Regions from separate parts of the Homo sapiens genome. Here region 1 is linked to region 2. A link is a loop called in an ENCODE intact Hi-C map of the cell type or tissue named here. Cell type or tissue: PC-3. All regions are shown on one strand. Each heading gives the region's core, and the rest is flanking DNA. Links, peaks and the distances in the headings are about the cores only. Region 1 has its middle 15 kb from the start of CADPS2. Region 2 has its middle 20 kb from the start of TAS2R16.

Region 1 (15,982 bases), core at 2,633-10,632, 72 kb after region 2:
TGTAGCCTGAGGAAAAATACAACACTCAGGGGAAGGCACAAGACAGGAAACTGAAGAAACAGAACCAGAGTTACTGAATTAAGTGGGCCTAAAGTCTGTCTGACCTCTGGACTTCAGCCACATAAGACGTTAAATGTTCTTACTGTTTAAGCCATTAAAATTGGATTTTGAGGTATTTGTGTGTGTTACTTGGTCTTACATATTTTTAAAAAGGTTTGGTTCAATTTCAGAACAGACTGACCTTGATCCAGTTTGCTTCACCTTATAAAACAGTGTACTTTAGCCATGAGGATTATTGGTCATAAAATCTCGAGAGCTCTCCAGATCAATCACAGTTTTACAGTGATGGGTTAGAGAATGGACAAAAGAATTAAAAATTTCTTAGATGCTGTATTAGTCCATTTTCACACTGCTGATAAAGACATACTCGAGACTGGGCAATTTACAAAAGAAAGATGTTTAATGAACTCACATTTTCACGTGGCTGGGGAGGCCTCACAATCATAGCAGAAGGTAAAAGGCACAATTCAAGATGAGATTTGGGTGGGGACACAGCCAAACCATGTCAGATGCCATTCTTTAAAAAAAAAATTTTCCACTTGTTTGCATTAATGCCTTCCTTTTGTTCCAAACCGTCAATAAAACAATGGATTTATTTTTCATGCTTTCTTTTGCTAATGTAAGTGGAGCTTGAAAGTGATGTAAAGCAGAAGGATGTATCCAGTGGTTTTCTTGAGTCCTTCCTCTTTTAGATTAGTATATGGCTAACATAGGGCTTCTATATTCAGAACTGTCATTCATAGAAAGCAAGCTGCTGGGAGAGTAAAAACAAATGATTCAAACCTTAAAAAGCTTTGCTTAAATTAAAAAATAAAATCAATATAAATTAAGTTAAAATGAAGAGATTATAAAATTTATGCTGCATTTTAGAGTGAATAAGAATGTATACTTTGCATGTCACATTATTTAGAAATTATTGCCAAATTAATAAAACAGAATGATATTTCAAATTAAAGAAATATACACTAGAGGAAAAACAATTCAGAATTACTGTCTCTATTTTCAAGAGTCAAATACTTTTTTTTTCACTCGGATCTTCAAATCACTATTCTTTCAAAATGCTTTTGATTTCCAATGCATGTAAATGTTACTCCATTTCTTTTATTTTAATGGCATTTTTTCTTATTATTTATTATTCAACACTTAGTCAATTCACTCTCCAGAAATAAGCTGTAGGGGAAAATATTAACAAATTTCAGGCTATGAATAATTTATTTAGATGCTATTGTCAGAGGCATGTGAACCAGAACAACTCCATCTTGAATAGGGGCTGGGTAAAATGAGGCTGAAATCTACTGGGCTGCATTCCCCGATGGTTAAGGCATTCTAAGTCACAGGATGAGATGGGAGGTCAGCACAAAATACAGGTCATAAAGACCTTGCTGATAAAATGGGTTGCAGTAAAGAAGCCAGCTAAATGCCACCAAAACCAAGATGGCCACAAGAGTGACCTCTAGTCATCCTCACTGCTACCCTCCCATCAGCCTCATGACAGTTTACAAATGCCATGGCAACATCAGGAAGTTACCCTATATGATCTAAAAAGGGGAGGCATGAATAATCCACCCCTTGTTTACCATATCATCAAGAAATAACCATAAAAATGGGCAACCAGCAGCCCTCAGGACTGCTCTATGGAGAGAAGCCATTCTTTATTCCTTTACTTTCTTAATAAACTTGTTTTTGCTTTGCACTGTTGACTTGCCCTGAATTCTTTCTTGTGTGAGATCCAGGAACCCTCTCCTGGTGTCTGGATTGGGACCCCTTTCCTGTAACACAGTATTATGAGCTTGATATTAGTGCTATAGGCTCTGCTGCTAGTATGTAATCTTTTGCATCTTATATCTTGTTTTACAGGTGTCTGGGTCACATTTGTTAGATGATTTGCCAAGAAAATAACTCATTGATGAGTTCAGATACCACCTACTCTGGGAAAGCAGTATGGATTCTGCTAAAGCGCTTCAATACTCACTTCCTCTGTGCTTCTCTAGTACTGTCTTCATACCTCTATAGTACAAATTTAACTCATTTTTTTATTTAACTTTTTATATAACTGTCTCTCTCCTTCATTAGCCTATGATATCTTTGACAGTAGACTGCCAGTCTTATGAAATTTTGGACCTCAGTGAGTGGCGCAAAATCTGACACAGGTGTCATCAATACAAATTTCCTGCACCCCTGGTTAAATTAAAGTCTTTTAAAAAATGTGCCTCATTTCTGACATTCTTTACCTAAAGTTCAGAGACAGTTACCTTTCACTCCCTCTATATATTGCAAATATTTGCAATTCATAGTGGTAAAAAGACTGCATTCCAGAGTTTGAATATCTGCATTCAAATTTCAACTCTGCTGCTGAGTAACCTTGAAGAAGTTTACTGAACATCTTCCCAAGTCTCAATTTCTTCATCTGTAAAGTTTGAAGCTAATAGAAGTTACTCCATGGGGGTTTTGTAAGAATCAAATAAAAACAATTATGTAAATCTCTTAGTAGGGTGCCTGGCATGTAATACGCATTTTCACCTTTACGTAGATGACAATGTTTCTGTGTTTAACATAAGCTGTCATTATTACTGTTGTTCCTATTAGCTACTGAAATATTTAACTTTCTGTGTAATTAGATATTAAATTTTAAATAACAATGCAATTGTATTATGGGAGGAAGGCTGTGAACTTAAGGTAGCTTTGGAAAAATTCCAGGTAATTTTCTAGCTGAAAGTTAACAATATCAACAAGAAGAAGTCATGCCAGGATTGTACTTATATTGTTCAAAGGCTTTTTTTTTTTTTTTTTTTTTTGCAGGAAAGCAAGTTTTATATTTCTCATCAGTCTTGGACCCGTTGTTTGAATTCACTGGTGGCTGTCTGCAGGGTGTTAGCATGTGGATATCTTATTGCACTAACTCTAGAATTCAAATAAGCTGTTGATAGTGATGGGAAAGAATATTAATAACGTTTTGCTGTATATTCAAAATGCTGCAAACTTTCCCATATTTCCATGCATGATATATCATTGTGGATAAGACTGGATGGTGAAAAATGTAAATAAAGGACTGTTAAATTGGTCCTGTAAAAATGCCATTAAAAATTGATGGTTACTTAGTATTGTCCCATAATTTTTTTTCTTCCCAATTCCAGCTCTTGAAAATTTATGGGTGTGGCAGGCATGTGTATAGGTACATGTGTGCCAGAGGAAGATTTATTTATATATGGCAATGTTTCTGAAATCTCTAGATATGCAGGTTCTATTACAATTCCAAAGAATCTCATGTGACTGTGTTTACAATGGTCCTTTAATATTAGTCGTTTGAGGCCGGGCGCGGTGGCTCACGCCTGTAATCCCATCACTTTGGGAGGCCGAGGCGGGCAGATAGCAAGGTCAGGGGATCGAGACCATCCTGGCTAACACGGTGAAAACCCGTCTCTACTAAAATCACAAAAAATTAGCCGGGCGTGGTGGCATGCGTCTGTAGTCCCAGCTACTGGGGAGGCTGAGGCAGGAGAATGGCGTGAACCCGGGAGGTGGAGCTTGCAGTGAGCCGAGACCGTGCCACTGCACTCCATCCTGGGCGAAAGAGCGAGACTACGTCTCAAAAAAAAAAAAAAAAAAAATTCGTCGTTTGAAATACTCAATTTGAAAAAATTAAATTAGCTAGAATTCATAGAGACTGTCTTATTAAAAAGGTTAACGGTGTCTTTTGGTTGTACTGCAGAAAAATCTGAGTTTATTTTAGAAATAGACCTTTAAACTCTGCTCTGTTCTTTGTGAACTTCCTAAGTAGGAAAGAAAGAAAGAAAAACAAATGTAAGATCAACTTTTCGATTAAAATGTACCAATTGTGAGGGAAAGCAACTGGAAACCAGCAATGGTCTCCTCAGAGATATACTAAGTTAGGTCTGAATTTCATGAGCTCTTGAAAGCACTTATGTTTTACCATGACCTTGGGAGTACTTTCTTTGAATTCTGGAGATTGTGTGTGAAATGTTTAATTCATTTTTTTGTCAGTACTTCAATTGTTTTAATGAGATTACATGTACTACTTCTAGTATTTTAACTTTATACCTGAACATTCTCTCCCAAATTAAAAAATAAAACCCTTTTATCTAATCAGCAGTGCCTAAAATAATAGATTTTGTTTTCGATGTGTGGAGGGGAGGGAAATAAAAAGAGAAGGGAAAAGAGAAAGGGAAAGCAATGTCCACCCTTTCACTTAAGGAAATAGGGGAAGGAATGGTGAGGAAGGAGTAAGAACTGTATGAGACCAGAGAGTAAGACTATTTTTAAAAATTATATTTGCTAACTCCATCTTTGTACAATGTTAATTTTAAGCACTAAATAAAGTATATTTTTATAAGTGTTCAGCAATATTGCTTTTTTCTATTTTGTAATAAATATTATCAGCTGATAAAATGTCTATTCTTTTTATTTTATAAGTCAACTTTTTTAGGGTATAATTTACAAATGGTGAACTGCACCTATATGAACTATACAATTTGCTGAGTTTTGACAAATACATGCATCTATGAAACTACTGTTAGAAATCAAGACACAGAATGTTTTCATAATCCCCCAAATATTTCTTATGGCCCCTATTAATTAATCTATTCCTCTACCCCTTGCCCCAAGCAAACATTGACCTGCCTTCTGTCATAAAAGGCTAGTTTGCAATTTCTAAAATTTTATGTAAATAGAATATATATGTATATATAGATGTACTTTTTGATTCTAGCTTCTTTCACTCATCATGACATTTTCATGTATGTTGCATGTATCAGTAGTCCATTCCTTTTTATTGCTGAATAGCATTCCATTGTACATATATATGTATACCCCTTTTTTAATGTATCCATTGATGAACATTTAGATAACTTCTAACATTTAGTTAAATACAAATAATTTTGATCTAAGCATTCATAAACAGGTCTGTATATGAACACTGGGTTTCATTTTCTTTGGTAAATACTTAGGAGAATTGATGGATCATATGGTAATTATATGTCTAACTGTATAAGACACTGCCAAAGAGTTTTGCAAAGTGATTGTGCCATTTTACATACCCTTGGGTAGAGTGTATGTTCTAGTTGCACCCCCATTCTCACCAATACTTGGTATTGTTAGTCTTGTTAAAATTTTAGTTTAAATAGATATACGGTACTATCTCATGGTTTTAATCAGCATTCCCTCTAAAGGTGAATGACGTTGAGCATCTTTTCGTGGGTATATGTGCTATTTATATATCTTCTTTTGTGACATAACTGTTTAAATACATATGCCTATATTTAAGTTGGGCAGTTTGACTTGTTATTAATGAATTGCAATTGTTCATTGTATATTCTAAATGTTTTGTCATATATATGTGTTATGAATATTTTCTTTCAATCTGTAAGTCTTTTTTATTTCCTTAATAGTGTCTTCTTAGGAAAAAAACATTTTTAATTTTGATAAAGATATTTATCAGTTTTCTATTTTATGTTTCATTTGTTCATGCATATTATCTAAGAAATCTTTACATAACCCAAGGTCAGAAAAATTTTTCTCATATGTTTTCTTCTAGAAATCCCACAGATTTAGCTTTGCTTTAGGTCTATCATCTATTTTATGTTAATTTTTGTGTGTGGTGTGAGAGGATGGCTGTTCATTTGTCATATGGGCATCCAGTTCTTCCAGCAGCATTTGTTGAAAAGGCTATTTTATGCTACCTTCTAAATTCTTCTGTACAATGTGAATTTTCTAGTACTAGTCAAACTTCATTTTTAAAAAGGGTTCAGCAATATTATTAATAATTTATATCCATTTTGCTATAAATATCATATTCTATTAGTAAAAAGCATTCATCCCTTGCCTTTTGGGAGCCTCTTTTTAAAACCCAAATTTATTGAGGCATAATTTACAAAGAATGAACTGTATCTTTTAGTGAGCATCACTGTTAGAAGTAGAGAAAAAGTGAAATCCAATGATTATTTGCTAGGTTCCATCTCTGTCTTGTCCCTATTTCTAGCCAGTGAATGTTATTGACCACCTACTTTGTGTCATGTGCTGTGTTAGGAATGAGACAAAAATAAGAAACTATTTCTTGGAAGTTCTCACTTAGGGAGAAAGGCATAAAATCACATCATGTGTAATCTAGTCAATGCTGTAATAAAGGTTTTGAAAAAATATATTGGCAATTAAAGAGGAAGGAAGTTAACTTCCTAGGGAAGTTAGAGAACACTTCACAAAGGTGGTGCCATTTGAATTAGGTTATCTTTATTACAATCCTTTTTGTCTTCCTTCAAAAAAGAAATTCATTTCATATATTAATGTTTACTTTATTAAGCTGAACATTTGAGTGCTTGCAATCTCTGGATCACAAAACGTAATGAAGAGATGTGCCTTAAATAAAAGGGGAAATGTGTATGATTTACCTAATAGACCTTCCCTTATAGATGAGTCATTTTACCGATACAGTCACTAGAGGTAGCCTCACCAAAGTGTAAACATTTTGTCTTGGGCCAAACAAATGCGCTTCCCATGACAAAGAGGATGGATATGAAAGGAAACAGCACGGATTTGAGAGGCCTGGAGCTGGGGATCCCATTTAATGAGCAGAGATACATAGAAATAGTAATGCCTACTATTTACTTAGCATTCACCATGTGCCAAGCATCCTAAATGCTTTGCTGAATTCTCACAACAACCTTATGAGAGTTTTGCACAGGGATAAACTGAGGCAAGAAATGTTAAGGCACCTATGGTAGATTATTCTTCAAAAATATCCACTTTCTCTTCCTCTCCCTTCCCCATCCCACTGATGTTTTGTTTGGTCATGTGACTGGCTTTGGCCTCCTAGTGGACAGAGTGTACTTTTCTATCCCTTTATTAAGAAAGACTTTGGGCTTGTCCATGTGATTTGCTTTGTCCAATAGGATGTTAGTGGAGATGACACAGGCAGCCTTGAAACAATGCATGCAGCAATGGGTTCTCCCCTTAGGCCTCTGCCATCACTGAAAGAAGAACCTGCTCTAGATAGCCTACTCGTCAAAAGAGATGAAAGACAGGTGGAGTAGATTTGGAACCAACTTGTAACTTAGAGCACAGCCTGGCCTTGTAACCACAAACAAGCGAGAGAGAATACACAGTTGATTGTTCTTTATTACACTAAGTTTTAGGGTGCTGTATTATTCAGCCACCTAAGTGGCAGAAAGGATTTGAGCGCTGGCAATATAGGTACAACTTCTGCACCACATTGCTACTAATACAAGAGATAATTAGCTATATTCAGACACCCAAGTAAAACTAATCAGTTGATGAATGAAGAACAGGTCTGTAACTCAGAAGAAAGTTATAGGTCTGGAATTAAGATAGTGTCTATGAACTAATGATCTAAACCTTGACAAATCATTTTAATCTCTCTGTGCTTTCTTTACAAGAGTATTGTAAAAAAATAATAATAAAGTAATGGCCATAGAAGTTCTTTGAAAATGTTAAAAGTGTTATGCATGTGCAAGATTTTTTAAAAGTCTGTTTTGTTTTCTGCTGTATCCTCAGTGCCTAGAATTGTGCAGGCCGTGTAGCAGGTGTTCAGCAAACATTTGTGAAATTAAATTGAAATTAATTTTTTAAAAATAGTGTCTTCAGCTCACAAATAACAAAACACAAAGTATGTTTATAATTAGGGAAGTAACTAACTTTCATTCTTGACAATAATTGGGTAAAAAGCCCAGGAAGTTGCTTCCTCTTACTCCTGTGTCTGACAGAGAGAGGGTGTTTGTTTCCTACCTTTACTATCTGAACAATGTTCTGTAAATCCTAACCTTAAATGAGATAGTTGTTGCAGTCTTATATTAGCAGGCTTCTTGTCTAGAGTGTTTTATTAGTGGGCAGCTATTTGATTTTAATATTTGTTCTGCAGTTTAAAAAAATTGAGCTTCATTTATAAAAATCCAGATAGTCCAGAATCTGGCCAAACAGTCATCTGGATTGGAAAGTTAGGTCACTGTGTTAGGAAGAAAAGGTCCATTTATCCTTTTTCCTTCTTTGTTTACCATAAAGCAAGATATAGTCTAATGAGATATCTTACTTTTAAGACATTTTCATTTAATTCACTATGATTCAGATGAGGGCTATGGTTAGAGTTTTGTTCCTCACATCAAATTGCAGAAAAAAATCACACTAGAGATGTTATTTAACTTATTCTACTTTCTATTATAGCATAGCCTGCCTTTTTATCTCAAAACGTCTCTGATGATTTCCTGAGAACATTTTCAGTGGTGTAGTTAAAGGGTTATTTCAGCTCCAAACTTTCTTGTTAAAATGTTAAACTGGAACATTTGAACAATATTGCATCACTGACATGAAACTGACTAACAATCTGGAAGCAATAAATTTTGCTTAAGTATCCTTCATTGTCGTGAGTGCTTCATCCTGTGACAGATATTCTCTAGTGAGAGTTTCGGGTAAAACTCCTTCTGTCTCAGCTAAAATTTTTAAATAGCTACTGAACAATTTCTGGCCTCCAGTTAATATGTGCTAGTAATACAATCTATCAGTGTCATGAGTATATTAAAAATTACGGACTAAACACACAATATTGAAAGAATAAAAGGAAAAGATCAATCATCTCATTTTTGCTATAGATTTTCATAATGATTTCTTTATTTCTTGAATATGTATTTTATCTGCCAAATGACCATATGTTGGCAACTCTTGACTTAGAAAATATATAAGATAATAGAAGAGAAATAAATAACAGAAATATAAATATAATTCATATCCTGGATTTCTTAGCAGGATCTACAGTGTTATTATTTTTCTTTCTTTTATATAAAGATGGGGTCTCACTATGTAACTATTTTCCCCAAGCTGGTCTCAAACTCCTGGGCTCAAGGGATTACTCCACTCCCCTACCCTCCACACAAACCATCTCACCTCACCTCAGCCTCCCAAAGTTTTCGGATTACAGGAGCATGAGCCACTGCACCTGGACAGGATCCAGAGTATTAAAGCTCATTTTACCTTATTAATCAAAGCTTACCTAATTTTATGTCCCTCGGACTCCAGACGAAACTGAAGCTAAATGGGAAAAATTTAGCACTATAGTAGGTAAATAAATCTTTTAAACAAGAAAAAAAAACAATTGGTCAAGTTTCTATAATATGAGAAAGATACCAAGAGGAAAGGGTTTTTTTTTTTTTTTTGCAATCTAATAGAAACAAATGTTTTAATTAAAAAAAAATCTAAATCCAAAGTTGCAGAAACTCAAACACTTTGGACACACTCTTAATATCTTCCTCTCATTTTTGCCTAATATCAATTTCTTCATCAAGTTATTTCAATTGTATACCCTATATTTCTTTCCAGTCACTTCATTTCCTCCATTTATATTGCTTTCACCTATTCTTGTATTCTTCTAATCTCTACAGTACAACCTGAGTGATTTTCATTATAAAAAATAAAACATATGAATATAACTCTGATACCTAACACCAGTCATTGCTCTTAGGATAAAGGCCAAAACCTTTAGTATGGTCTGTAGGCCCTACAATGTCTGCATTAAGTCCTCTGTTTTCCAGTCACTCTGATTTTCTTTCAGAAACTTAGAACAAACCAAGTTTCTTCTTGCCTCAGGGCCTTCAAGCATGTCTCACCTGGCTGGGCACAGTGGCTCATGCCTGTAATCCCAACACTTTGGGAGGCCAAGGCAGGTAGATCATCTGAGGTCAGGGGTTCGAGACCAGCATGCCCAACATGGCAAAACCCTGTCTCTACTAAAAATACAAAAATTGTGGTGGCACAAGTCTGTAATCCCAGCTACTCTGGAGGTTGAGGCATGAGAATGGCTTGAACCCGGGAGGTGGAGGTTGCAGTAAGATGAGATCGTGCCATTGCACTCCAGCCTAGGCAACAGAGTGAAACTCTGTCTCAAAACAAACAAAAGCAAAAACAAAAAACAAAATTCATGTCCCACCTTCTGTCTAAAAGACTACATGGGCCAGGCATGGTGGCTCACGCCTATAATCCCAGCACTTTGGGAGGCGAAGGCGGGCAGATCACCTGAGGTCAGGAGTTCCAGACCAGTCTGGCCAACATGGTGAAACCTTGTCTCTACTAAAAATACAAAAATTAGCTGGGTGTGGTGGCTGGCACCTGTAATCACAGCTGCTCGGGAGGCTGAGGCAGGAGAATCACTTGAATCTGGGAGGCAAAGCATGCAGTGAGCTGAGATCACGCTACTGCACTCCAACTTGGGCAGCAGAGTAAGACTCCGTCTCAAAAAAAAAAAAAAACACTATATGTATGTGTGTGTGCATATATATATATATATATATAGAGAGAGAGAGAGAGAGAGAGAATTATGTATATTATATATATTTAAAGTATTTGTTAAAATTATCAAACATATATTAACAATATATGTGAAACCTTGTTCCATCTATAGCACCAACAATCCCACCCCAACCCTAAATAATTTTGACGCCAATCCCAGACATACTATGAAATACTCTCCAACTCACGCTGATTTTTTTTTTTTTTTTTTTTTTTTTTTTTGAGACGGAGTCTCATTCTGTCACCCAGGCTGGAGTGCAGGGGCGCCATCTCGGCTCACTGCAAGCTCCGCCTCCCAGGTTCACGCCATTCTCCTGCCTCAGCCTCCCGAGTAGCTGGGGCTACAGGCGCCCGCCACCACGCCCGGCTAATTTTTTTTTTTTGTATTTTTAGTAGAGACGGGGTTTCACCATGTTGGCCAGGATGGTCTGGATCTCCTGACCTCGTGATCTGCCTGCCTTGGCCTCATGCTGATCTTTAAGATGCCTGCTTAAGCTCTATTTGCTTCTCTCCTCCCTCTGCCAGACTAGGTCGTATTGGCACCCTAAAACTTTTACTTCATAAAAATTATTTCAGCATGGATTTTATGTTCCTTTGTGTGGTTTTTGGGTTAATATCTATCTTCTCCCCTAAACTTCATGTTCCATGAGGGACAAATTGTGTCTATTTTGCTTTATCATTCTGTCCCTCCATATATCAGTGTGCCTGGCTCAGAGTGAATTCTTAAATATCTGATGAATTAAGTTGTGGGGATTTCCATAATAGAATTCCTTATATGTTGCTGCTTTCTTAACATTCTCGATGGTCTTTTAACTGATATCAGAATACTTCCTGAACACAGCCCCTGCCCTGTGGTACCTTCAGTCTCTCCAAAGAGAGACTCACATCATCCTTTGATTTCCTCTGAAGCATCTGATAAGGTATTATTTTTCCAATAGATGCTGTTGGTCTATTTTTTTTTATTGTTTATTTTTGAGACGGAGTCTTGCTCTGTTGCCCAGGCTGGAGTGCAGTGGTGCCATCTCGGCTCACTGCAACCTCTGCCTCCCGGGTTCAAGTGATTCTCCTGCCTTAGCCTCCTGAGTAGCTGGGATTACAGACGCCTGCCACCATGCCTGGCTAATTTTTGTATTTTTAGTAGAGATGAGGTTTCGCCATGTTGGCCAGGCTGGTCTCAAACTGCTGACCTCAGGTGATCCACTCACCTCAGTCTTCCAAAGTGCTGGGATTACAGGTGCGAGCCACCGCGCCCCACCTGTTTGTCTATTTTTTAAATGAATGGGCAAACCAAGCTTATCAGTAATGTTCATCTTCTTAATTAATCTGTTTAATTCTCATTGGCTTTTTCTTATATATCATAAAACTATTTTCCTCCTCTGAATATAGAATGAACTTGTCAAAGAAAGTAGTCTGTGGGAAGGCACTATTGATGTAAATGTTTATTATGTATCATGGGATACCAACTTTATGATCAAAGGAGTCTAAAAATAATTAGTCAAAAGGTTGATGGATCATCTTAATGAAAATGGTTAAGGAAATTACTTAATTTTAGTTTCTTAATTTTCATTTTTTACTCTAAATTTAATGAATCTGATTTTTGCTGTATGATTTTATTTGCATAAACCCCAATACTATTTCAACTTGCTTTATTTCTTATTTAAATTTTTTAAAAGACCAGTATATTTTGCTGACAGAAAATGTAGCTTAAACATATGAAAGTTCTTGGCAATAACTACTCACTAGGTTTTGCAATCTGCAGTATAATGCTATATAGGATTCTCTTACTAGTACTTCATAATGCCTACTAATCGATTCAAATTTTACTGCAAAATTGGATAGCATCATTTTAGATTAAGAGATATAATGATTGTGCCATTCAGAAAGTGGCACTGTTCACAGGGAGAAAACATTCTAAGCAACTGAAAGACAAATGTATAAAATTAAATACGTCTCGAAATCACAGCAGTAAATATTTCATTGTAGATTTTCATGTGTTTATGTGATGAAGATTTGGCTCCTGCCTTGGATACATCTATGATGTATGATACCTGTATCATTGCCTTTCATGACTCCAAATATTTTCTTTCATGATCATGCTTTTCGGTGTCACCTACATTACAAAATGTTTCTATTCCTTTGACATAGATTGTTCATCTTAAAAATAAAGGATTATGTAACCAGTTTTTAAGCACTCTACGTATTAGATCTGTTTATGAAGAGTAATCAAACAGGAAATGAAATATTGCTTCTCCTGACTATATCACCCTATATTAGAAATATATAATTAACATATCTTAAATTACCTTTCCCTCACTGGATAAATAACCTTGTTAGGTACAAAAATTATTGAGTTAATTCCTCTACAGTTCTTCGACATTTGAAAGGAAGTGCTTGCATGTAATGTCATTTCTAATTTCCATGAAATTGGATGTTTTGAAGGACTTTTAAAGAGTACTATTGACCTTGGTAAAAATTGATACTGTATATAATTCAATTTCTTCATTTGTCTAATATGGTATGTGCAAGATGGCTCTTCTTCAGAAAATGTCAGTTGAAATGAGAAATTTAATTATTTTTTTCGCCTATACTTGGCAACTAGATCTGGAACAAAGATACTTTAGCAATTGTATGATATGTGAGGAAAAGTTTCTTAAGAGTTTCTGATTAAACTTACATTGTCAGCTGCCCAACATAAGACTTATTAAAGATTAAACTCTAACCCCTTCTTTTAACCACGTTTGTAATAGATGTACCATAGCACCAAGTATCTGACCAGATTAAATTAAAGATACAGCACCATCTTATGGATGTTTCTATATTTGTAAAATTTGGGAATACAAAAATTATTTTGAGTTTGGGAATGGAAAACTATCAGCAAAAAATGTTGTGGGAGGAGAATATTTTAATATATAAGGGAAAAATTGTGCAGTATTAAATAACTCCTGTGTGTGTATGTGCATGTATATGTGTGTACATGTGTTATTTGTGATAGCATGGTAAGTAAAGGCACTAACAGAGATTTGTAATTATTTTTTCATTTGAAAATTAAGAATTCCACCAAAAAGGAAAATAAACTTTTATTACAATACAAATGCATAATTTTGTGAAATAAGACATTTGGCTAAGAATACTATCAATCTCTATAGGACAATGGGACATCACTATGTATCACCTTGCAAGGATGATCAGGGAAATACTGATAAATAGAAATGTTCTTAGTAGCCATGGGGCACTTCCCAAAGAGTGCTCAGAAATGTAGATATGATAATAAACCTATTTAATTATCTACGGAAACTGTGTAACTGGTAATAAAGTCTCCTGATATTCAATCTAGTATTTAATTATTTTTATAAGTAATTTATGCTCATTATTATTTAATTTTATACAAAGATATTTTAAAATAAAAATTTCCCTAACAATCTTTGTTATTTTAATGTAGAACACATAGCTAGTTTAAGGTGGTTAAAGGGAAATTGATGGGGCCAGGCGCGGTGGCTCACGTCTGTAATCCCAACACTTTGGGAGGCCGAGTTGGGCGGATCACAAAGTCAGGAGTTCGAGACCAGACTGGCCAAAGTGGTGAAACCCCGTCTCTACTTAAAAAAATACAAAAAATTAGCTGGGCATGGTGGTGTGCGCCTGTAATCCCAGCTACTCAGGAGGCTAAGGCAGGAGAATTGCTTGAACCCGGGAGGCAGAGGTTGCAGTGAGCCAAGATCGCACCACTGCACTCCAGCGTGGGTGACAGAGCAAGACTCTGTCTCAAAAAAAAAAAAAGAAAAATTGATGGACAAAACTCCTCAGTGAATTATTAAGGCATAGTTATATATGTGTGTTTAATATCCTTAATCTTTAGTTCACCTTAATTATCAGATATGGACCTCAGGAACTACATGATTTATCTAGGTCATACAGTGTAGATTACCTCATTTTAACTAAAATGCATATACCGTGGCTCCTATCTTTTTGATGTCTTGGACCCCATGATACAAATTTTGAATCCTTTATTTAGAAAAAAGGCCATCAGTATGACACATTTCATATAGGAGTTTCACATAGGGGTCCCCAACCCCCAGGCCTCAGACACGTACTAGTTGGTGGCGTGTTAGGAACCAGGCCTCACAGAAGGAGGTGAGTGGCAGGTGAGCAAGTGAAACTTCAACTGTATTTACAGCCATTCCCCATCTCCTGCATTAGCACCTGAGCTCTGCCTCCTGTCAGATCAGTGGCAGCATTACATTCTCATAGGGGGCACACCCTATTGCGAGCTGCACATGTGAGAGATCTAGATTGCGCATTCCTTATGAGAATCTAATGCCTGATGATCTGTCATTGTGTCCCATCACCCCTAGATGGGACCATCCAGTTGCAGGAAGACAAGCTCAGGGCTCCCACTAATTCTACATTGCGGTGAGTTGTATAACTATTTCATTATATATTACAATGCAATAATAATAGAAATAAAGTGTACAATAAATATAATGTGCTTGAATCCTTCCCAAACCATCCCTGCCCCCACCGTCTGTGGAAAAATTGTCTTCGGTGAAGCTGGTCCCTGGTGCCAAAAAAAAGATTGGGGACTACTGGACTAGAGCTCATACATGCTTTATGGTTTTAAGTAGTATTCTCCTTTTTTTGTTAAACTATATTTCCTCTGGTCATAGTTTTGATTAATAGAAGCCAAGGGCTTAATTATAAAGATATGAACAGTCTTCTTGGGATGGAAAGGACCTGTCATTTTTTTCAAATACACACTCTTTCTCATACACACACACATGTACACACACACACACCCCTACTTGTTTTTGACTCATTCTCCCCCACAACTAAATTATATATTAATAAAAAGAGCAGTATAAATAAAAGTGTTCTTACAAATTTATTTTTATATAGATTATTTTTATGATACTATAGAGAGAGATGTAAAAATATGATATTTACTACAAACAACAATATAGAATTTTTGGCTTTATCCTCACATGATAATACAGGTTCTAATCATGTTTCATTAGGAGTTATATTCTATATAATGTATATTTGACTCTAAATTTCTAAATTTTGTTTCAAATATAAAATTGTCACAAATTTAATAAAATTAAGTGCTTCCCAGATATCCATACTAAAAGGAAAAAAATAAAGTTGAAAAATTCTAATTATGCCATATATGTATTTTTATGTTCAGTTCTCAGAGGTAGATAGGCAATTTTTAGCTTAATGAGAAATTTAGGGAAATTTCAGATGTATGATAAAAGCATAATGTTTAAATTCAGATCCAAGGCACTATATTATTAAATGAAAAATTTCAGATTATCAAATTCAGAACTATAGGTAAAATTTTTGTTTATTAATATTGTAGAATAATATTGTTAATTGAATCAATGCTTTTATAATAAAGAGCCGATTACATTAAAATTCACTTAAAAATTAGATAGCTGGTCATTTAAACTAGGAATGAAAACATTTTCAGAGTCTGTATCTTTAAGTGTAATTAGATCCACTAGCTTTATTTGCTCAACATAGTAAAATACCTACTTTATCCTTAAATCAGGCTGACAGAATATTTAAGAGTAAATATTTGCTCAGTAATAACAATGTGTTAGTTGTTCAATGGCAAGATTAA
Region 2 (15,982 bases), core at 4,096-12,095:
TCTAAAGAAAATTATTCAAGGACAAGAGATAAGCCTTAAAAACAAATTATTCTAGTGCATGTTAAATTATGTAAGCAGGAACAAATCAAAATTTATTCATGAACACATGACTGACAAATAGTGAAATCATTGTTCCAAACCTCTTGAGAGTATGTCTCAAACTGAATCTAGTTTGAGAGCCTCTTTGTGACATTTACAGGGCTATACTTCAATGGAAATATATTTGTTTTAGATGAAAGGGAGAGGGTCTAATGAGGAGAACTTTGCCTTTTGTAGGAAAGACAAAAAGGTACTGTTGTGGTTTTAATTTAGGAAAAAGGGATGAAAATACTACATAGAGCTCTTCGAACTTTCCTACAAACTACCTCTTAAGCTTTCATTCTTGACTATTTGGCAGTGTTAATCAATGTTTTGTTCAAGATTATCTGATTACATGAAGTGTTTAAAATGTGAAATGCTAGGCCTCCATGTGCTTACCGAGATTAGTATTTCAAAAAAATATTTCCTGGGTTTCAAAAAAAAAATTCCAGAAGGCTAAACTTTTAGAAAGGATACAGAGTGATTTAGATAAAGTTGGAAAATAAGTGCCAAAAGGACAGGCCACCAAACTTTTTCTGGAAAAGGCCAAATAGTAAGTATTTCAGCCTTTTGGGGTCATACAGCCTCACTCACAACTACTGAAATCTACTGCTATAACACAAAGCAGCCATAGACAATACATAAGCTAACAAAACTGATTCTATTCTAGTAAAACTTTATTTATTAAAACAAGCAACCAGCTAGATCTGGTGCCATAGTTTTCCAGCCCCTTTCCTAAAGGATGAATCTTTGCTCTTTCTCAAACCAAAATCTGATGAAAGGAAAAGCGAGAAGAGAGATGGGTTAGGGTTGTTGAAGGAATGGGGGAAATGGAACCATTATAATCCCCTCCTCTTTCTTTCTTAATCACTTAAAATGTGTTCTAACTCTGGTATAGCTATCCCATGGAAGAGGTCTTCCTTATGGATATAATCAGCTGTCATTTAAGCCTCTTTATAATGAAAAAAGAGTCACTCAGCATTCTCTACCAATCTGTTTCCTGTCTTCCCAAGCAGCAGATAATACGAGAAGGAGACAAAGAAATCAAATATCAACTACCCTCCCCCACAACAAAAGTCTATACAGGTAAATAATGATCAAAAGAATAATACAATTACAGTTAGTTTTATGTTTATTTTCTTGTATGAAATAAAAAACAATTTCAAATTTCTGTTTTTAGGAAGACAGGGTAAAAATTACTACTTCTTTTCTCTCTATTAAGATATGCCAAAACATCAGAGAGAATAAGAAGCTGAAATTGAACCTTCATATTTGATAAAAATTGGGATTAAATTAAAAATTTTAAAACTTTAAAATTAATCTATCTAGCTATCTAGCTATCCATCTATCTATATTTAAGGAAAGGTTAAAAATCACAATAAAAATCCAACCAAGGTAAGTTTAGATATTGAGACACCACATGTATCTCAGCAAAAGCTCACAGAATTGAGTGCAGTATCCTATGAAATAAATACTTAGGATGACAAAGGCAACAAAATTGGAGTATATGGACTACTTATAGAAGCCTCCCTGGTAAATATCTCTATATATCTCATCTTTTTTCATTTAATAAAAAGACTAAACAAGCTCATCTATGCAGAGAGTCACGAAATCTATAACATGAAATCCAGTTTATGAGCTAGATAAAACATATGCCAGCTCAGAGCACTAAACTTGCTCCTCTCACACACAAATCTCCTATAAATAGTTCATCCAGGTAGAACTCACAGTATTCAGTATGAAAAACAAATCAATAGAAACCAATATCTAACATATGCAAAACACACAAAAACAAAGGAAAAAACAAGAATGCAGATGAGGATTACACTATTGCAAATGTCTCAATGCAGATTAAAGTTATGATAAAACATATTTCAAAAAACTCAAAGAAACCCATGAAAATATCCTTTCTATAAAACAAAAACTCAATAAGAGATATGAAACAATTGAGAAAGAAATAAGAAAAAATAAACTTGTGAAGTGAACAAGGACAATAAAATCATTACACCTAAAAGGAAAAATAAAAGAAACTGCTGAATACAAACTAAGGAATATGGCAAACAGAGTTGAGATAAGAAAGCAAAATGAAATTCAAAAGAGCGAAGAGTTTAAGTTACGATGGCCATTACTTTTGGAAAAGTAGGAGGATTTGGAATGTTGAGTAATGTTTTATTTTTTGAAGAATACAAAAGATAGTAGTTAAACAGATATGTCCACTCTCATTACTCATTGAATATGCATTTATAATTTGTTTACTTTTATATATGTTATTTCTTCTCTTTTTTAACTCAATTTTTCTTGAAGTATAGCTATACTTCAAGAAAAATTGAGTTAAAAAAGAGAAGAAATAACATCATAAATATGGAAGGAGATCCGATATATGCATTATTGGTACTTCCTGAAGAAGAGAAAAATTGCCACTGGAAAAAATTTAAAAATATGATTTAAGAAAATTGTTCTGAAACTAGAGAGATCTGAAACTACAGAATGAAAAACTCCAATTTTGAGGAAAATGAACACAAAATTTTCAACAATGAGGCATATTCCAGTGAAATTAATAAATTTTGGCCTGGCACGGTGGCTCACACCTGTAATCCCAACAGTTTGGGTGTCCAAGGCAGGTGGATCACATGAGGCCAGGAGTTCAAGACCTGCCTGGGCAACATGGCAAAATCCGCTTTCTACTAAAAATACAAAAATTAGCCAGGCGTGGTGGTGCACACCTATAATCCCAGTATTCAGGTGTCTGAGGCAGGAGAATCACTTGATCCCGGGAGGTGGAGGTCGCAGTGAGCCAGGATCACACCACTGCATACCAGCCTGTGTGACAGAGATCTTGCCTCAAAAAATATATATATATAATAATAATAATACATTTCATGTAAAAATAAAATAATAAGCAGAGAGCATTGAATCCCCAAAATATTAGTTGAAAAATAAAACAACCCTGAGAAAAGTGGTTAACCAATTACATTTATGTTTTAAACTACACTGATATAGAAACAATAATATAACTAACACATTTCTGTAGTTAATGGTGAAGTAAGGTTTTAGGTATTACATGAGTTAGTTACAATGGTAAACATTAACTATGTACATGTAATAAGCTTTTCAAATTGTCACAATATAAATGCATTTTAAAAAGTCAAGCAAACATAGGTCATATATCAAAAGATAAAAAACAAAAGACCTATTAAAATATAAAGTTTGACCAAAATATATCAGAAATAAAGTCAAATGTATGTTAAATCAATAAATTTAAATAATCATCTACTAAAAGAAAAAGTTTATCAGATTTGACTATAAAGCAAAACATAATTATATGCTAAAATCAAGAGAAACACTTAAAATTAAGTGACTCATAAAGTTAAAGTGAAAAGAAGGGTAAAGTATGTTTGTAGTAAAATTCTGTAATTTGCTTTTCCAATTTAACAATAAATTAAATAGATGAAAAACTTAGTAAAAATTAATAACATAAAACAGATCTGATGGCTTTATGTCTAAGTCTACACCAAGAAAACAGAAACAAAACCTTCTTTTCAAGTTTCCATGGATCATTCACAAAAAGTGATCACATATTAAGCAGCTAAAAAAGCTTCCGCAAATTTCAAAAAGACATAGCACAAACGGGATTCTCTTTTCTAGTATGGTAATGCTAGAAATTAATATTAAAAGCATAAAGAGCCCTATGAGATTGTGAAATTTTACTAATCTTTTCAATAATTTTTGTACAAAAGGAAAAGCAAACTGAAATTCTACAATAGAGAAAATAGTAACAATAAAGTACTAAACATCAAAAATTAGGATATGCCTAAAGTGCACAAACATAACCATAAATATAAACACTTAAATTAATAAGAAAAAATCAGTATATAATTAAGTATCCAACTCATTAACTTGAAGAGATTAACTACTAAGGAAATTATAAGGGAAAGATAAAAATAGAGTGAAAATAATGAATTTAATAAAATGTTTTCAATTGACAAAAATAAAGAGCTATTTACTTCAAAAATAGAATACAAACATCATGAAGTAACTGAATCAAAATAAAAGGGAGAAAGTACGCATAAGTTTTATATAACTATGAGTAATCTTTAAAATGCTACTGAAGAACACAAAAGAAGACTTAAATGAAGGCAAGAGCATTTTAAAATCTTGGACAAAATGACTCATAGATATGTGAATTCTCAAATCAATAAATGTAATGATTTTTCTTTAAGAATGTGCTCAACTTTTTAAAATAAGATAAGCATTTTCTAAAATTTGTATGGAAAAGTAATATGAAAAATAGGTTCTAATAAATTCTGAAAGTGGGGGGAGTAATAAGAGGAGATAGTCCTCCAGATAAAAAAAACCTACTATAAAACAATAGTAATAAAAAAAGTGGTACTGATGAATCAATATACCATAAGAAACAACCCCCAAGATCATTTAAATGAAAAAAAAAAATAGAGTTCAATGAGTGCTGTAATATATATTCTCCTGCGTCTAAAACACTTAAGGCTATGCGACTCTATCTTTGACTATGCAGAAACTACCTCTGGAAGATAGCACAGATTGTTTCTGGGAAGATAATGGAAGATTAAGGCATTGGAGCGAGGGTGAGGTGATTTACTTTTCACTATATATCTTACTGTTTCTTTTACATTTTGTGTTATCGTTACACATTAATTATTTTAAATTTTAAAGTAAATGAAATAAATTACAAAAAAAGTAAAGTTACAATTACACATGTTCGTTCTAGAAAATTAAAAACTTTAGGAAAGCTTAAAAATTAAAACCAAAATTAATTGCAATATTGTTAACTGTGGAACATATCCAAGATGCAGCACCAAAGTATGTTATCAGCGAATCCATACAGGTCTGCAGCGAACTCAATTCTTGCCTTCTCAGAAGAAGGAATTCGACAAAGGAGCATAAGACAGAAGGAGAGATGGAGGCAAATTTTAGAGCAGGGGTGCAAGTTTATTAAAAAGCTTTAAAGCAAGAAGGAAAAGAAGTAAAATACATGTGGAAGATGGCCTAGCAGGCAACTTGAGAGATCAAGTGCACAGTTTGACCTTTTGACTTGGGGTGTTATACACTGGCATTCTTCCAGGGTCTTGCATTCTTCTTCCCTGACTTTTCCCTTAGGGTAGGAGGACTCATGCTCCCTGGTCAGCTAGCACCTAGGAGGAAAGCATGCACAGTGTGTTTACTGGAGTTGTAGGCATGCTCACTTTAGTAGTTCCATCTTGCTCCTCAATGCACATGCTTGAGCCCAGCGGCCCAACTCCTGAGATCTTATCGGGAAGCTACTGATCACAAGTTTCAGGTGTCTTCATTTATTGGGAGACCGCCTTTCCCTGGTGCCAGCTGTGACCCATTATTATTATTATTATTTTATATATATATTTTTATTATACTTTATGTTCTAGGGTAAACGTGCACAATGTGCAGGTTTGTTACATATGTATACATGTGCCATGTTGGTGTGCTGCACCCATTAACTCATCATTTACATTAGGTATATCTCCTAATGCTACCCCTCCCCCCTCCCCCCACCCCACAACAGGCCCTGGTGTGTGATGTCCCCCTTCCTGTGTCCAAGTGTTCTCATTGTTCAATTCCCACCTATGAGTGAGAACATGCAATGTTTGGTTTTTTGACCTTGTGATAGTTTGCTGAGAATGATGGTTTCCAGCTTCATCCATATCCCTACAAAGGACATGAACTCATCATTTTTTATGGCTGCATAGTATTTCCATGGTTTATATGTGCCACATTTTCTTAATCCAGTCTATTATTGTTGGACATTTGGGTTGGTTCCAAGTCTTTGCTATTGCGAATAGTGCCACAATAAACATATGTGTGCGTGTATCTTTATAGCAGCATGATTTCTAATCCTTTGGGTATATACCCAGTAATGGGATGGCTGGGTCAAATGGTATTTCTAGCTCTAGATCCTTGAGGAATCGCCACACTGTCTTCCACAATGGTTGAACCAGCTTACAGTCCCACCAACAGTGTAAAAGTGTTCCTATTTCTCCACATCCTCTCCAGCACCTGTTGTTTCCTGACTTTTCAATGATCGCCATTCTAACTGGTGTGAGATGGCATCTCATTGTGGTTTTGATTTGCGTTTCTCAGATGGCCTGTGATGATGAGCATTTTTTCATGTGTCTTTTGGCTGCATAAATGTCTCCTTTTGAGAAATGTCTGTTCATATCCTTTGCCCACTTGTTGATGGGGTTGTTTGTTTTTTTACTGTAAATTTGTTTGAGTTCTTTGTAGATTCTGGATATTAGTCCTTTGTCAGATGAGTAGATTGCAGAAATGTCCTCCCATTCTGTAGGTTGCCTGTTCACTCTGATGGTAGTTTATTTTGCTGTGCAGAAGCTCTTTAGTTTAATTAGATCCCATTTGTCAATTTTGGCTTTTGTTGCCATTGCTTTTGGTGTTTTAGACATGAAGTCCTTGCCCATGCCTATGTCCTGAACGGTATTGCCTAGGTTTTCTTCTAGGGTTTTTATGTTTTTAGGTCTAACATGTAAGTCTTTAATCCATCTTGAATTAATTTTTGTATAGGGTGTAAGGAAGGGATCCAGTTTCAGCTTTCTACATATGGCTAGCCAGTTTTCCCAGCACCATTTGTTAAATAGGGAATCCTTTCCCCATTTCTTGTTTTTGTCTGGTTTGACCCATTATTATTTTACAGAGACAGTTAACAACCATCTGACCATCACCTGATGGTTGCCTGACATTCCTGGTTTTGTTGGGGGGGAGCTGGGGTGGAGCCCTCTCCTGCCTTGCTCATGTCTGACTTGCTACCCACTGTAGCAATTTCATCATGAGAAGTTAACTACTCTAAAGATTATCATTTGTTCCTCTTTACTCTTTTGTTTATGTGTATTTAATACAGGCAATATTTCCTTTGCATAAGTGTGCCAAAGAGGCAGAAGGAGATAAGCATTGAGAAACTGGCTCTATATGATAAACAGCTAGCAATGAGGAAGAATGAGAGGGAGAAAAGCCTCTCTGGCCAAGACTTGAGGAGAAATTTGAAGGTTTGGAATATGTGAGACTGGAGTAGCTCCAGAGTACAAGAGAACTGAAAGAAATAAAAATTTATGGGCTGGGCGTGGTGCTTCATGCCGGCAATTTCAGCACTTTGGGAGGCTGATGTGGGTGGATTGCTTGAGCTCAGAAGTTCAAGACCAGCCTGGGCAACATGATGAGACCCTGTCTCTACGAAAAATACAAAAATTAACCAGGCATGGTGCTGCACGCGTGTAGTCCCAGATACTAAGGATGCTGAGGTTGGAGGATCGCTTGAGCCCAGGAAGTCAAGGCTGCAGTGAGTTGAGATAACACCACTGCACTTCAGACTGGGTTATAGAGTGAAACCTTTCTCAAAAAAAATAAAAAAGAATTTATGAGAAGGAATGCCGTTGGCTATCTGTTGGGACCACTGTATATACCCTTTAAGGAATATAGGGAATTATTAGTGTTGCCTTTTTAATAAGTTGAGGTTCTAGGCCATTCTTCCTTTAAAATGACTCCTTATGCAGGCTGAGCCATGTGGAGCCCTGCCATTAATCACTTATTTAATGTAAAGTGTGTGGTGTACATGTAGGACTCTCTTCCTTAATAAACATTTATATAACTTTTTTATTTTTAATAATGTCTTAAAAGTATATATGCCTTTGCTCTTCCCACAATTAAAAAATAATTTTATAAAATCACAAAGAAATGAAACCCTTAATGGATCTAATATTGCCCACCAGGGAAAATGTCATATCTCAGAGAAAAATGTGGAGTTAGCCCTGATGGTTAGCAAGACTTCTTGCAGCAAGACCCAAGCAGTACTAATGCTTATACATAGGAAAAGGGTCACTCTTTGTGAGGTGCTAACAATGTGCCATTCTAAAAGCTCTTCACCTACCCCAGCCAGCAAACCACAATCCTCCCACTCAACCATTTGGGCATGTGAGACATTTACACATCTACACATATCTGGTGACACTTTAGAATTAGAATTGGAGTGCGGTCACAAACCTATGACTCAGGAGCCATAGTCATTCATCTCTTCCAAACTTCCTTCTTTGTTGCCTTCTTTCATGTTGTCATGATAACTTTCTGTTCCATCCAGCCTCAACCCACCACTCAATCTCTAGTAAGTGCAAGTTGCCAAAACTAAAATATTTTGGCTCTTGATTGCTTTAGAAAGTATGTGAGTGTTAGATAGAGCTAGTAAGAAAAAGTCAGAGCATTTTATTTTTTGCTGCCTTTTACAGCTAGAAAAAAAATGTACTGTAGAATGCAATTAGCTAGGGGGATAAAAAAAAATCGTATTTCTATCCAGAACATTTTTGTGTTGCTTACCTTTAAAAACTTTAATTATTCTAATTATATTTTTTAATAAGAAAAATCAGAAAATCTAGTTATATTGTGTTTATTTTAGTTTATTTAGAAAATGGCTATGACTTTTGAAATTCTGGTGACAAAATGTAATGTTCCCCATTAAAATCTCCACTCAAAGCCTTTTGGTCTAATGCCATTTCATCTTACGACTTTAATATTATTAAGTAGGAAATTGATAAATGTACTTTTACCTTTTTTCAAAAAAAATTTTATAACAAATACAAAGTTTTAGAGTTTTGTATGCTTTTTTTTACATAATGTTGTAAGTGCTTTCTAACACCATTAAAATGCTAAAAACTATGATTTTTGATAACCACTATCGCACAAAATAAGGTTCTTCTTGTATCCTCCCCTGCCCCCAACATTAACCAATTTTCAGGACAAATTCCACAAAGTCACAGAGTATAGGGAAGAAATAGGCTTTTTTTGAAGAGAAGGGAAACTTATATAGGCTATGGATCAGTAAGAGGAGAGAAAGAACAGGGCACCCAACCCTCCCATCATTTCTCAAAGACTCCTGCTGGGGCTAGTGTACCAGGAGAAGTGTGCATTCCAATGGAGCACACCCTCATGGAAGTTCCTATTTTCTAGAAAAAGGATGAGAAAGCAGCCTCTGGGTATGAACATGCCAGCTGCATGCCAGCCATTCACAGGCATTGTCTGAGAACGACGCAGTCAGTCACCTTGAGACCTGGAGACCATGGGAAACTGCAGTTCTGACTGCCAGGGGAAGAAGCCACCATCCAGTCCTGTGGGAATGTGAGCTTGGCTGCAGCCTCTCCTTCTGGGAGGAGAATGGGAATCCCAGGTACCAGCTGGTTAGCTGTCTAGACAACCCAGAATGACTCTCTAGGACTATTTTCAGCCATCTTATTCATTACATTACAAATGCATAATAATTAATCACATGTAACTATTATAGTTTTATTTAACCTTTCTTCTGATTGTTGCTATTTAGGTTATTTTTCTATTTTTCACTTTTATTAATAACGTTAAATAACATTGGCTTTCATTAATAATGTTAAAATGAACAACTTTTGCATAAATCTTTATGTGCATTTCCAATTGTCCTTTAGGCTAAATTCATAGAAGTAACATTGCAAGGTCAAATGGCAACAATTTCATTACGATTATTTATATCTCCTGCCAATTTGCCTTCTAGAAAGATTATGCTAATTTACAATTTCATAAGCAGTATACTTATGAAAGTATATACTTTCATAAGCAGTATATGAAAGTGTCTTTTTCACCAATTCTTCCCCAATGGGGTATTATCTTTTTAAATGTATTCTCTATTTTGATAGATGAAGTATAGTATCCTGCTAATATTTAATTAGCATTTCTTTCATTACTAGTGTGAAATGAATGTGGTTTTTAAAAATTGTTTGCTTACTAATTATGCAAGTTCAAATTTCCTGTACTTGATCTTAGTTTATTATTTGGGTATTAATGTCCTATTATTGATTGTGAAGAATTCTTTGTATATTAAGATATTAAACATTTTTCTGTTATATCTGTAGCAAATATTTTCCCAGTTAATTTACATTTTAATTAAAGATATAATTTCTGTTATTCCTTTGAGAACTACACATTTACTCACTGACTTCTGATCAATTATTCCTCATTTCAGACATGTTTTATATTATGAGGAATTTGAAGAAGGGGATGTGTATTTTTATTTGAAAGTGTTTTTTGTGTGTGTGCATATAACTAATAGTAAAATCAAATGCAGCCTTTGAAGAAAAAGAAAATTAGAGCAAGACATTTTAATTCATTTACTAACATTTCTAGAAAAATATTTGCCAATGTCAAAAATAGTCTTTCTAATTAAATTTCATCTGGTTTCCAAATATGTACTATGATTTTCTAGTTTGAAAGGTATATAGTATGAAGCTTATTTTTATTTCTTGAACACGGACTGCATATGTAGTAACAGTAGATAGAGGAAGTATTAAGGAAAGGCATACATTGTGGATTATCAACTAAATAGTACAAAAATTTCTTTAAAGGCAAAAATAAGCATGTTACTTACAGTAATGGGGTTAATATCAAGAGAATCTATTAAAATTTGAAAGTATCATTTCTCTTAATAAATTTTGCAGAGCTCTTGTTCTTTTAAAGCCTTGTGCATATATAACGTGGATAAAAACTAAAACTAAGCTACATTTTGAGATATAAAAGCCAAAGAAAAAAGATTAAGAAGAAAATACATCAAAATGTTGATGATATTATTCGTTGTCTTAATGGTAGGTTGCAACTGATTTTTGCTTATCTTGCCATTTCTCTATTTTCCAAATTTTCAACAATAAATACATATTACTTACATAATCAGGAGGTGGGGGGAGAACTTGGATAAACAGAGAAAAATATATGAAAAGAAAGCTCTCTTGACCAGTTTTAATTCCCAGGCTCTCTAATGCCCCACATCCTTTCTCATTAATTTTTAGTCATTTGAAATGTTTTCATGTCTCTCCTGACAACACAATCAGCTACTCTACAATAGTCCAATTTATTCTAGGTTCTAGGTTATTCCTGAACACAAGGTTTCTCAAAAAGTAAACTGGCCTATATATTTCAGCTTTCTTTGATTTCTAAAAATAATCTCTGTGTTTCTCCATAACTTTTTGCCTCTAGCTTATCCTAACCTAAAGCTACCTGGCTTTGCCTACCTTTTCTATCCTCCTCTTCCCCTACCAGGAGATACAAACCTCAGTTCCCCAATGTTCATGATTTGAAAAGCAGGTTAAATCGTGATTCAACATATCTGTGTGGAATTACAATCTACTTTCCCAGGCTGTTTTCCTCACAGGCTAGCTGATGTCGGCCAGAGGAGTGACAGAACTTTCACTGTCTCTAGTTAAGGGGAATGTGACATTGAATGTCATTGTTCACCCTGGAATAGTATAGCCCAGGCCCTCCACACTGTTGCCCAGGTTACAAGTTGATCTGCATGAAACATATAATGTCCACGAAACTAAGGATCCTGCAGAGCCAATCATTTAAGGGGACAAATCATATAAGAAAAGAAAGCTGTTCGTAGAGTGTTCGTGCTTTCATTCTTAGAAGAAAGGCTAATTTCAAAACTACAACCTCGTGGAGACAGGGAAGGTGACAGGAAAGGGCAGATAATGGTTTGCTTTTTACTAAAACATAAATATTTTATATATGAAAACTGAAACCAGCTTCTGCTCTGGTGTTTGGGTTTTATTCTCTAGCTAACATTTGCTTTTTCAAATTTTAGCAGTAATATTATAATACAACAGCTTTTCCTAATATTGCTACTGTGCCTCACTCAGCCATCATGGATTACCTCTTTAAATGTTGCTTCAGTTACATATATAGTCATTATTAATATTTCAGGCATATGTTTTACAAATTATTTCCCATATTTAAATTCTTAGTGGAACAAAATAGTCCCTGGTCCTCTTTTCCTACCTATATGGGGGAAGGGTGGGGATCAGAGAGAGAAAATTATTATAAGCTAAGGTCAGGGTCACAAGTAAAGTGTTCATTCCCATCTGAAAAATATATTTCAGTCAATTGTTTGGTTAAACAATTCTAAGAGCATAAAAAGGTCCTTGTATTTACATGGAACACAGCTTGTATTTACATACAGTTTAAGGTCTTGATGTGTAAACATGAGAAGATGATGCAGTCTCTCCCTCAGGAAATAACACCTACTTCCTTTGTGCTGAGGAACTGGGAAGCTCTCTAGTGTGAAACGAAAAGAATCATTCAAGGGAAGTGTATTAGGTTGTTCTTGTGTTGCTATAAATAAATGCCTGAGTCTAGGTGATTTATAAAGAAAAGAGATTTAATTGGCCCACGGTTCTGCAGACCGGACAAGTATGGTGCTGGCAATGGCTTCTGATGAGGGCCTCAGGAAGCTTACAATCACAGTGGAAGGCAAAAAGGAGCAGGCAGTTCGCAAGGCAAGAGCAGTAGCAAGATGAGGGGAGATGCCACACATTATTAAACAACCAGATCTCACGAGAACACACTAACTATCATGAGGAAGGAAGGAAGGAAGGAAGGAAGGAAGGAAGGAAGGAAGGAAGGAAGGAAGGAAGGAAGGAATATATAGTCGTGGGGTATGGGGCAGGGGAGTAGAATGGCAGGCAGACAGGCTGCTGATTTAAAGTGGATTAACCAACTCTGAAACACAAAGAAATCTGGAGAAACAGTGACTTATATTAAGAAAAACAATTTTAACTTACTATTTGCAGGAGCAGTGGGGAGCAAATATTAGATGTGTGGTCATATCAAAAAAGAATATTAAATTCTATCTTATAAAGCTGGAGCAATCACAACATGTAGTTGAGACTTTTTTTAAAAGGCACAAAAGACAATAAAAGACTGAAAAGAAAATTAAATTGATATTATATCTTCTGAGTCTGTGGACATGGCCAACTGTGCACGGTGCAGCAGGAGCTGGAGGGGATGGGCACTGTGTCAGCATGAAAGAGGTTGGTTACAGCACACTTGGATTTAGAGAGCTTTTGGAAGATGACAACCTGGTTTGGTTATTTTTTTATTTGTCAGAGTGTATTAAATGTTGTTAATTTCATAAAATAAAGAAAAAAGTCAGACAAAGAAAACTGAATATGATAGAGCTTAAGATACTAAAAGAATATCTACAAAGACTGGGAGTGGGATGGGGAAGTTAATTACCAACATTCATTCTGATTCTTCTACCTATATTTTATCAGAGCCTTTGGATCTCCTTTTAAACACAACTTTTCTTTTCCTTGTAACGTCACTCCAAATTTTCCTTATTTCCCTTCCAACTTCTAATATTTTTTCCTCCACTTCTTTTCATCCTCGTTTTCCTTTAATTCCAATTTTTCTTTCCTTAATGCAAGAGATATGCAAAGTATAGAACAAAATGAAAGGGTCATTTAAAAATTAGATGGAGAAAAATTTGCAGCAACATGGCAGAACATTTAGGGTACCAGTTCAAGTCTGTTCCTCCTCTCCTTTGCAAAAACAGGACCAAAAAGAAGGATAAAGAGGAGAGAAGAAGGTGGAGAAGGAAAGAAAGAAATCAAGAGGAGGAATAGAGAGGAGGAAGAGAAGGAAGGAGAAGGAGAACAAGAAAGAAGAAAGAAGGGAATTTCCACAAATAATATCCAGTGACCTGAGCTTGAAACACTCAGGAGTAACTCAGCCAAATTGCTCTCCCTGGGAGTCAAGGGAGAAGCATAAGGGTGGCAATGAGGAAGGTAAGGTATAGTATTACTGTTGAATATAAAACAAAGGGGACAATGTGTAAGTTGGATTGTTAAAATATATAGTCAATGCTTTTAGTGATGAAAGCAAAAGTATGATAATCTATTATAAAAGTTTCTTTTTTTGCCCATTGCTATCAAATGGCATACTAATTAGAAAGCAAAATCATGGTGAAGTGCATTGTTTACAAAACATGTAACAATTTAAATTATAGTACATATAAATTCTTAAATACTGCCCATACAACTTTTAATAATTCAGTTTAGTATGTAGTTGCTAGTTCAGATAAATGGTTTCAGCATAGTTATTTATTAAATAATGAAAGATCATTTATTAAGAAGGCTGGAAGTGGCTAGAAAAATATTCAGGTTGGTTTCTTTTTATATGTTCTTATAATAAATGTGAAAATCCTGTAAGTTTAAGCAAAGATCAGATTTGCAACCTATTTGAACACCAAAAACTAAGGGCTGTAATATTGCCAAACGTTTAGTTTTACTCCATATAATACCATACTATAAGGCTTCACATTTTTAAAAAGTTGATGATTATACCCCCACTGATTTTATGATCATTATGAATCCAATTTTCCTGTGGAATTTCTAAAGAATAAATTTTTAGAGAAGTGGAAATATAATCATTAAATAAAACATATTTTAGAATACATAGTGAAGCTATCAGTAAATTCAATTTATATTAGTAGGACAACTATGCTAGGGCAAACTACTTAAATGGTTTGTAAAGAATAAATGTCTTTTTAAAATGTTTTCTCTAATTCAATCAAAATTGCTAACATCCATTCTTTGTTCAAGACTGTGTATTAGGCAATAAGGTAGATTAAATGTAATAGGTGAGAAACACATACAAATAATTACAAAACCACACTTGCTTTTATGAATGCTTTAATAGTTCAATAGTGCAAAGAGAGAATGGGTGTGGGTGATATGAAAATAATATTGGCAAAATCTGGAAAATCCCCATGGAGAAGCAAGAATCATGCAGTGCTTTCCACAGACATTACAGGAAAAGGAAGTTTCAAGAAGATGGAAAGTAAGGACAAAGTCCCCTAAGTAGAAAAGCTTTTACTCCCAAAGTTTCTTCACTGTATCGATTTGAAATTTGTTCCCCTGTGATCTCAAGCCACTGATATTTCTCCTCTCTCTGGGATCACGCGCACTAAAACTATTCATTGCTTTAAAAGAAAAAGCCATTGTGACATCTTGAGTGATTTACTAAACGTTTCTGTTCCTCACTTTTCAATAGAATCAGGATAATAATAGTATTTGCCTCATAGGTTTGTTTTGAGGTTTGGACTGTTTTATTCATGTTGCATACTCAATACAGTTCTCGGCACATGTACTGAGTTCATTTACATTAGGTGCTCTGAACAGTGCCTAGTTCAGTAATGTTAGCTGTCATTATTATTATCATCATGTCTGTCATCAAAAACAATAAAAAGCCTGTTAAATAAGAAAGCTTTTAATAATTGGTGATTGTATCACTGGGTCTTCTGTAAATACACATCCTCTATCCTTTCTTAACTTATAATTTTAAAAAAACATATTTTTTCCTTTTATTTTTATTTGATACATAAGTATACATATTTATGGGATACAGAATGATATTTCAATACATGTATGTAATGTGTAATGATCAAATCAGGGTAATCAGCATATCTATCATCTCAAACATTTTTCATTTTTTAATGTTAGGAGCATTCAAAATCCTCTCTTCTGGCTTTTTGAAAATATACTTTAAATTATTGTTAATCATATTCACCACACAGTGCTACAGAACTCTAGAACTATTCCTCCCATCTAGCTGTAACTTTATATCTTTTAACCAACCCTTCCTATCTTTCCCTCTCTCTACCTTTCCCAGCCTCTAATAACCACAATCCTACTATTTGCTTCTATGAACTGAATTTTTTAGCTCCCACATATAATGAGCTGAATTAAGCTCCCACATACAAGCGAGAACATGTGGTATTTATCTTTCTGTGCCTGACTTATTTCACTTAATATTGTGTTCTCTAGGCTCATCCATGTTGCTGCAAATGACAGTATTTTATTCTTTTATGGCTGAATACTATTCCATTTTTTTGTGTGTGTGTGTGTGTGTGTGTGTGTGTGGCTCATATTAAATAAAACTTTTTAAAATTATACTTTAAGTTCTAGGGTACATGTGCACAACGTGCAGGTTTGATACATAGGTATACATGTGTCATGTTGGTTTGCTGCACCCATCAACTCATCATTTACATTAGGCATTTCTT

The links. Peaks named below come from ENCODE experiments on the same cell type or tissue, not always from the same donor. Only the 100,000 strongest peaks of a DNase experiment are listed, where the experiment ranks them.
Region 1: it touches region 2 in a loop (2.8-fold over the local background); 2 of 110 quality-filtered maps call a loop at or near these places.

What each region holds. Positions count from the first base shown.
Region 1 is chr7:122,893,860-122,909,841 of GRCh38, reverse strand. No RefSeq gene overlaps it. Among named protein-coding and RNA genes, the nearest start is that of CADPS2, 15 kb to the right of the region's middle. In PC-3, for the core only: a CTCF peak has its summit at 6,887; a DNase peak (open chromatin) is centred at 6,561; H3K27ac peaks cover 732 bases.
Region 2 is chr7:122,967,652-122,983,633 of GRCh38, reverse strand. No RefSeq gene overlaps it. Among named protein-coding and RNA genes, the nearest start is that of TAS2R16, 20 kb to the left of the region's middle. In PC-3, for the core only: no CTCF peak of the experiment used is centred there; a DNase peak (open chromatin) is centred at 8,073.